Regions from separate parts of the Homo sapiens genome. Here region 1 is linked to region 2. A link is a contact called in ENCODE Hi-C or POLR2A ChIA-PET data. All regions are on one chromosome and are shown on one strand. The core of a region is the stretch at or near the end of the contact, and the rest is flanking DNA. Distances in the headings are between cores, read along the strand shown. Region 1 has its middle 72 kb from the start of CPMER. Region 2 holds the start of CPMER (cytoplasmic mesoderm regulator).

Region 1 (3,116 bases), core at 20-2,519, 73 kb before region 2:
CACTTAGCATAATGTTTTCAAGGTACATTCATGTTGTAGCATGTATCAGAACTTCATTCCTTTATATGGCTGAACAAGATTCCATTGTATGGATATGCCACATTTTGTTTATCCATTTATCCGTAGATAGACACCTAGGCTGTTTCCACAGCTTGCCTACTATGAATAATGCTGCTACAAGCACGGGTGTACAAGTATCTGTTCAAGTATCTGTTTACAATTCCTTTGGGCATATTCCCAGGAGTGGTATTGCTGGGTCATACGGCAAATCTATGTTTAGCTTTTTAAGGAACCACCAAAAAGCAGCTACACCAAGAGTCTGAGGCCCACTGGTTCAAAGTCCAGACTGTGTGAAGGTTCAGGGACTGCCGCTTGACCTAGCCCTCATCACCTCTTGCCTGGACCTTTCCAGTAGACTCCTGGCTACCCCCTGCCTCTGCCTCAGCTCCTCCAGTGGCTCCTCACAGCCAGGAGATCATCTGCAGCTCTTCAAAGCCACCTCCCTGGATAAAATCAGCAGACACTGTGCCCTCCGTGGGCCCCTCCTGTCCCCTGTGAGGCCCCACAGCCATCTCCACCCATGCACCCCAGCACTTACCACGGGTGCCAAGTCATCTACAGACTCCCTCTATTGGTGGGCTCCTTGAGGCTAGAGACCATGTCTAATTTATGTCTCGTCATGGTCTTGAATAGAAAAGGTCCTTGGTAAATAAGTGTGTTGCATAGATGAAGAAACCGGGGCTGAGAGAGGAAATTGACCTGCCTGAGGACCCGGAGCTGGGAAGTGAAGGACCTGATTCAATAAGATGGCAGGTGTCAAGTAGGTGTTCAAAATTATTAAGCACCAGTTCTCTTCCCACCTCTTACCTTGGGGAGTCAAAACACCCCTGGGTCCAGACCAAGCCCTACTTCTAACTCGCTGTGTGACCTCAAGCAAGGCAGTTGCCCTCTCCGGGACTCAGTTTCCAATTTGTGATCGGGACGATCTCTTTGGGTTGGAATTTGAGGCCTCTATGGCCACACCACCGTCACCACCCCCTCCCCCAGCAGATTCCTCAGGGCTCAGCTGGACCCCTCAGCCAGCCCCTCCTGCCCACAGGTAATTAGAGGAACACAGCAGGGGTCGAGGGCAGGGGGAGGCCCCAGCAGGCGGCTCCTTCCTCTGAAAGGGGCCCCTCAACGCTGCCTGCCCAGCTCCTGCTGCGAGAACAAAAGGCCTTGTGGACGTTCAAAGCAAGGCGCCGGGCGGGAGGCCAGCGTGGGCGGCCGCAGAGATGGCCACGGGGCTCGTGGCGGGGATGGCCGGCGACTGGAAGCTGTCCCCATCCATCAGTCAGCAGTGACAGCTCCCGGGGACCTGCAGCCCCCCCTCGGCCCTGCCAGCTGACCGTCCGGCTGCAGCAGGCCTCCCTCGCCTGCCTGGTGGCTCCAGCCTGATGACCTGAATAATGGATCTGCCTTGAGCGTCCCGTCACAGTGACAGACACATCTCTGATCCAGGCTTCTCGCTTTACCTTCTCAGCCACATCCCTGGCCAGCGGCCCCCAATGTGGAGAGAGAGATGCAGCACATGTCACCCTCATTCTGATGGGCCATGGATACCAAGCCAGCGTGGCCAGGGTCACAGTGGCCTGGGAAGTCCAGGAGTTTACAAGAGCTTGACCTTATCTGCTACCAACTCGCTGGGTGATCCTGGGCAAGTCCTGGTCCTTCTCTGGGCCTCACTTTCCCCTCTTGTGAAGTGAAGGCGTCATCACCAAACTCTGATATGTGAGTTCTGTGATGCTCAAGTCCCCAGGAAGACATGGAGAGGCAGTGGCGAGATGGAGCAGGGCAGACCTGGTTCCAAATCTGGCCTCTGCTTTCCCTTGTTGCGTGCACTGGGCAAGTTACTTAATGCCTCTGAGAGCCCCTGATCCTCTTCCTCCTCTTCCTCCTTGGTGTATAATGAAAACCATCTTCCCACTTCAAGGGATAATTGTGAAGGTGAAATGAGCTTATATCTGCAAAGCACTCAGCCCAGAGCCTGGCATGGTGCAAGCACTCTGTCAAAGTATCACTTACTGAGCATCTACAATAGTCTGTGCCATGCTAGGCTAGGTTATAGCCATAAATGAGATCAAGAAACTGCCCAGAGGTGGGACACAGTGGCTGACGCCTGTAATCCCAGCACTTTGTGGGGCTGAGGCTGGTGGATCACTTGAGCCTAGGAGTTGAAGACCAGCCTGGGCAACATGGTGAAACCTGGTCTCTACAAAAAAATCAAAAAATTAGCTGAGCATGGTGGTGCATGCCTGCAGTCCCAGCTATTCAGGATGCTGAAATGGAAGGATCGCTTGAGCCCAGGAAGGTTGAAGCTGTATTGAGCTATGATCATACCACTACACTGAGAGACAGAGCAAGACCCTAACTCAAAAAAAAAAAACAAGAGAGAAAAGAAAGGAGGAAAGGATCCAGGAAGGGTCTGAGAGGCAGCCTTGGAGATGAGACTGGAAAAGCATTCTGGACAGAGGGAACAGCTGGTGTGAATGCTTAGAGGCAGGACCATGCTGAGGGTGTTTAAGGGATATAATGAGAACACTCTGATGGAGCAGAGCTATGGAGAGAGAGGGACCAGGCAGTGCAGTGGCGACGCTCAGAGTGTCCAGGTTGGCATTCCAGCTGTCCCTTCCTAGTCGAGTGGCCTTAGGGAACCTGCTTAACCTCCCTGTTCTCCGGGCCTGTGTCTGCTACGTGAGAACAATCCTGGAGTCTACCTTTTATCATATGAGGATGGAAAGGAGGTGGTGGGCTAATGTGACTGGAATGATCCTACATGAAAGAAGCCCTCAGTCCCCGGAGCTATTTTTTTTTCAACATCATCATCGTCGTCATTGTAGACCATGTTGGGCAATTTGACAGATAGTATTGGCTTTCTGTCGCCAGGTGCTTTTCTTTTAGAAAACACTGGAGTCCAGGGGTGTCGACTGGTATAAGAAAGTTCCTACAGCTTGGGTGGTAAGAGAAAAAAAAATTGGAAACAACCTAAGTGTCCATCACCGGAAAGATGACTCAATGAGTAGTGACATATTCATACTGCGGAATAGTCTATCGCAGTGACAGTGTGTCAACTGGAG
Region 2 (3,622 bases), core at 374-2,873:
ATAATAAATGAGGAAGCTAGATCAGAGGGAGAAGACCTACACTTAGTAGGTGGTTTTTAACTGCTTATTGGTTGAATGAGTGGACCTTCAGAGATCCGATCCATGGATAGCCTTCACGCCCCAAATGGCCAGGTCAGTATGGGCAGGGGAGGCACTAACCTGGCTGAACATGGGGAGGGAGCAGAGAAGGCTCATGAACTGAGTTGAGCCTTAAAGAATGAGGTCTTAGCAACGAGAAATCCTGTGTGAAGGGGTGGAGAGAAATTCCTGGGAGGAGCAAAGGAGCAACATGCCTCCAGAATACACAGGGAAGAGGGGAGGCTCCAAGCGCAGCAGGGACCTTACAGATCATGCTAAAGAGCTCAGGCTTTGGAGTGGAGCATGGGGGAGCTATGGGAGGGCTTTGAGCAAGGGAGTGGCCTGATTTAGATTTGGGCTTAAGAAAAACCTCTCTAGCCACTATCAGATAGCTTAGAAGGAGAAATCCCGGAGGATGTTAGCATCAATCAGGTGAGTGATACTGGGGGCTGAGACTGATGCCAGAGATTTCAGAAGCAAAATCAAAAAGCTTGGCAGCTTTTGGAGTCAGATGGAAGGCAGCGTGGAGAAGGGGGCCCAGGGAAAGAAATAGGAAGCTCAAGTTCAAGGCCTGGCCTTCTGGGGCTGGGGTGCAGTTTCCTCTTCGGAAAATGGGACTTCATAATGTCTGCCCTGCTAAACTCAGAGAGTTGGCATGAAAAGCAAGTGATAGGATGACTGGGAAAATGCCTTGAATTGTATACAGCAGGGTCGGCAAAGGTTCCCTGTAAAGAGCCAGACAGTAACTACTTTAGGCTTTGTGAGCCATAAGTTCTCTGTCCCTCCTACCACTCAACTCTGCACCACAGACCATACATAAACACGTGGGTGTGGCCGTATTCCAATCAAACTTTATTAGCCCGGGGGTTGTGGTTTGCCAACCCGATTTAAGGCGATATGCAAATACCACCACTTTCTTCTGAGCACTCCTGATATCTCTTCTCTCTTGGCCCTGATTTCTTCCTATTTGTTCTGTCTCCAAAGATCACAGCCCAGAGAAAAAGAAAGTACACTTGGCCCTCCATATATGTGGGTTCCACATCCATGGACTCAACAAACCAGAGTGAAAATATTTGGAAAAAATAAAATGGATGGTTGTGCCTGTACTGAACATGACTTTTTTCCTTGTCATTATTCCCTAAACAATACAGTATAACAACTCTTCACATAGCATTTACATTGTATTGGTATTATAACTAGTTTAGAAATGATTTAAAGTATGTGGGAGGATATGCGTAGGTTATATGCAGATAATACTCCCTTTGTATATAAAGGACTTGAGCATCTGTGGATTTTCATACCCATGTGGTATCCTGGCACAAATTCCCCCTGGATGCTGAGGGATGACTCTACTTCTCCCTAGGTACTCATTGTATAAATGAGGAAACTAGATGAGAGTGAGAAGACCTACACTTAGTAGGTGGTTTTTAACTACTTATTGGTTGAATGAATGTACCTTAGGAGATCCAATCCATGAATAGCATTCATGCCCCAAATGGCCAATCTTATATTCGTGGCAGACATCACAAATCAATCCCAGCATGCTTCTCCGTGGAGCATTGATTCGGCTTCTAAATTCTCAAGTCAACGTTCCAAGTAGTCACCTTCTATTGAGATCAGCACATAAGAAGAAATGCAAACTAGTTCAACCCTTCTATTTTGTAGATGAGGAAATGGAGGCAAAATAAGGTGTCATGGGGGGTCTGGGTGGACCAGCTGGTGCCCTCTGGCTGCCTGTTTCATCCAGCCTGTCCAGAAGCTCCAGAGAAGCCCTCGTCCAGCTGGGAAGGCAGGGGGTGCCAGAGAGAAGCACAGCTGGACAGCTGGCATGGGCTCATCCCAGCGCCTCCCTGCCCAGCCACACTGCGATCGGCTCTGGCGGTGTCCCTTCTGTCCCCCACCCGCCTGCTCCCCACAGCTGCTCTTTTGAAAGCCCTGCATGGGAAGCTGTTGATGCGTCTCTCTGTTCCCTTTTCAGACCATTGTCCCCTCGCTGGCGCCAGCCGTGTTCTTCTCTTGGCTGCTTAATTAACAGTATTATTAAAGCCTAGAGGAAAGAGTCACCCAGATCCTCCCTCAAAGCCACTCATGCTTGGGAAGAGGAGCTGCAGGCAGACAGGAAGCAGGGGCTGGTGCCAGGAGATGCCCCCTCCCCGCCTCCAGGGCCCTTCACTTGCCAATGCCCAGTCGAACCACTTTTCCCCACCTTCCTGGGGCAGCCATTGAGGGCCTGGGAGGGAAGAGGCAGGGAGGAGGTGACTTGCAGCAAGCTTGTCTGGAAATACCCAGATCTGGTTGATAAACCCTGCTCTCAGCAATGGGTGCCAGTCTTCGGGGAGAGGAGCTAGTCCCCCAGCCCTGGGATCAGCTCAGAACTCAACAGTCACATCCTCACTACCTCCATGCAGAGAAGAAGCAGAAGCAGTAGCGGGAAAACATGTCCAGTAGCTGTGTGACCTTGGGCCAAACCATCGCTGTCTCTGTGCTCAATTTCTCCTGTGTAAAAAGTGCTTCTAATGCACCTAGTCCGGTGCTAAGCACTTCATGTGCATTATCTTACCTATTCCTTGTTCCAGTAATCTACTGCTGTATTACAGATTACCCCAAAACATGGTGCCTTAAAGCAACAACAATCATAATCTGTAATTTATGCAGGGTGCAGCGGGATAGCTCATCTCAGCTCCACATGGCATCAGCTGAGACAACTTAACTGTGGGGCAGAGAACCCACCTCCAAAATAGCTCACTCACATGATTGGCAAATTGGTTTTAGCTGTTAGCTGGGAGCTCAGCAGGAGCTATCCACTGGGGGCATGGGGGTGGGTCTCCATTCCTCTCCATGGGCTTCTTGGGCTTCCTCACAACATGGCAGCCAGGTTCTGGGAAGGAGTAACTTAGGAGAACCAGGCACAAGTGCATGGCATTGTCATGACCTAACCTCAGAAGTCATAGCATCACCTCCATGCTACTCTGCTGATTGAGGCAATTCAAATGCCCACCCAAGTTCAAGGAGAGGGAACTTCCACTCAACTTCTTGATGAGAAAATGGTGAGATTCTACAAGGGCATAAGGAATGAGAGATGTGGTTATGACCATCTTTGAAAAACACAATCTGCCACATTCTTCAAAACAACTGGAAGGTCAGTGCAATTATTATTTCCATTTTACAGATTAGGAAACTAAGAATTTAAGTCATTCAGAGAAGTTAAGTAATTTACCCAAAGCCACACAGCTTTGTGGCTGAGCAGGGTTGTGAACATATGCAGCCTGACTTCAAAACATAGGGTTTTTCAAACTTTTTTTTTTTAGCTGCAAAACATATCCTCCTAATAAAATCTTCTGGGAGAGATTTGTGAAAGGAGGTCAAAACAGAGTCAGTGGGGACTTGAACCCTGCCATTGCCTCCAGGATCCTCTCAGGAACTCAAGTTTCCAAAAAAGTTTGAAAATCCCAAGGTACGCTGTTCTCCAAGTCAACAGGCAACAAGGAAAAATCCCCTCCATTGTCTGGCTGGTCTACCTGGTCTAGACTCTGCTCCTGTCATC

Evidence for each region. A loop is a pair of places that touch in the nucleus more often than their neighbours do. ChIA-PET counts read pairs that join two places held with the same protein, here RNA polymerase II (POLR2A). Pooled maps may share reads with other maps.
Region 1: a loop to region 2 is called in a map of dorsolateral prefrontal cortex, with 11 times the contacts of the local background. The contact joins the enhancer-like site here to the promoter of CPMER in region 2. A Hi-C loop is called at or near these places in 5 of 168 maps with a recorded cell type or tissue (dorsolateral prefrontal cortex, gastrocnemius medialis, psoas muscle and 1 more) and 4 of 50 pooled maps. POLR2A ChIA-PET finds 5 or more read pairs at or near these places in 1 of 52 experiments (MCF 10A).

Annotation. Positions count from the first base shown.
Region 1 is chr22:27,641,047-27,644,162 of GRCh38, forward strand. No RefSeq gene overlaps it. Among named protein-coding and RNA genes, the nearest start is that of CPMER, 72 kb to the right of the region's middle. RefSeq lists an enhancer at 942-1,875. Within about 2 kb of position 1,270, at least 3 of the 41 ENCODE cell types and tissues checked have a DNase peak (open chromatin) inside an H3K27ac peak, as active enhancers do; they include dorsolateral prefrontal cortex, gastrocnemius medialis and psoas muscle, where a contact is called at or near this core.
Region 2 is chr22:27,713,347-27,716,968 of GRCh38, forward strand. It overlaps CPMER (cytoplasmic mesoderm regulator), which reads right to left and starts at 1,624. Exons shown (of 5, transcript NR_186699.1): 1 at 1,535-1,624.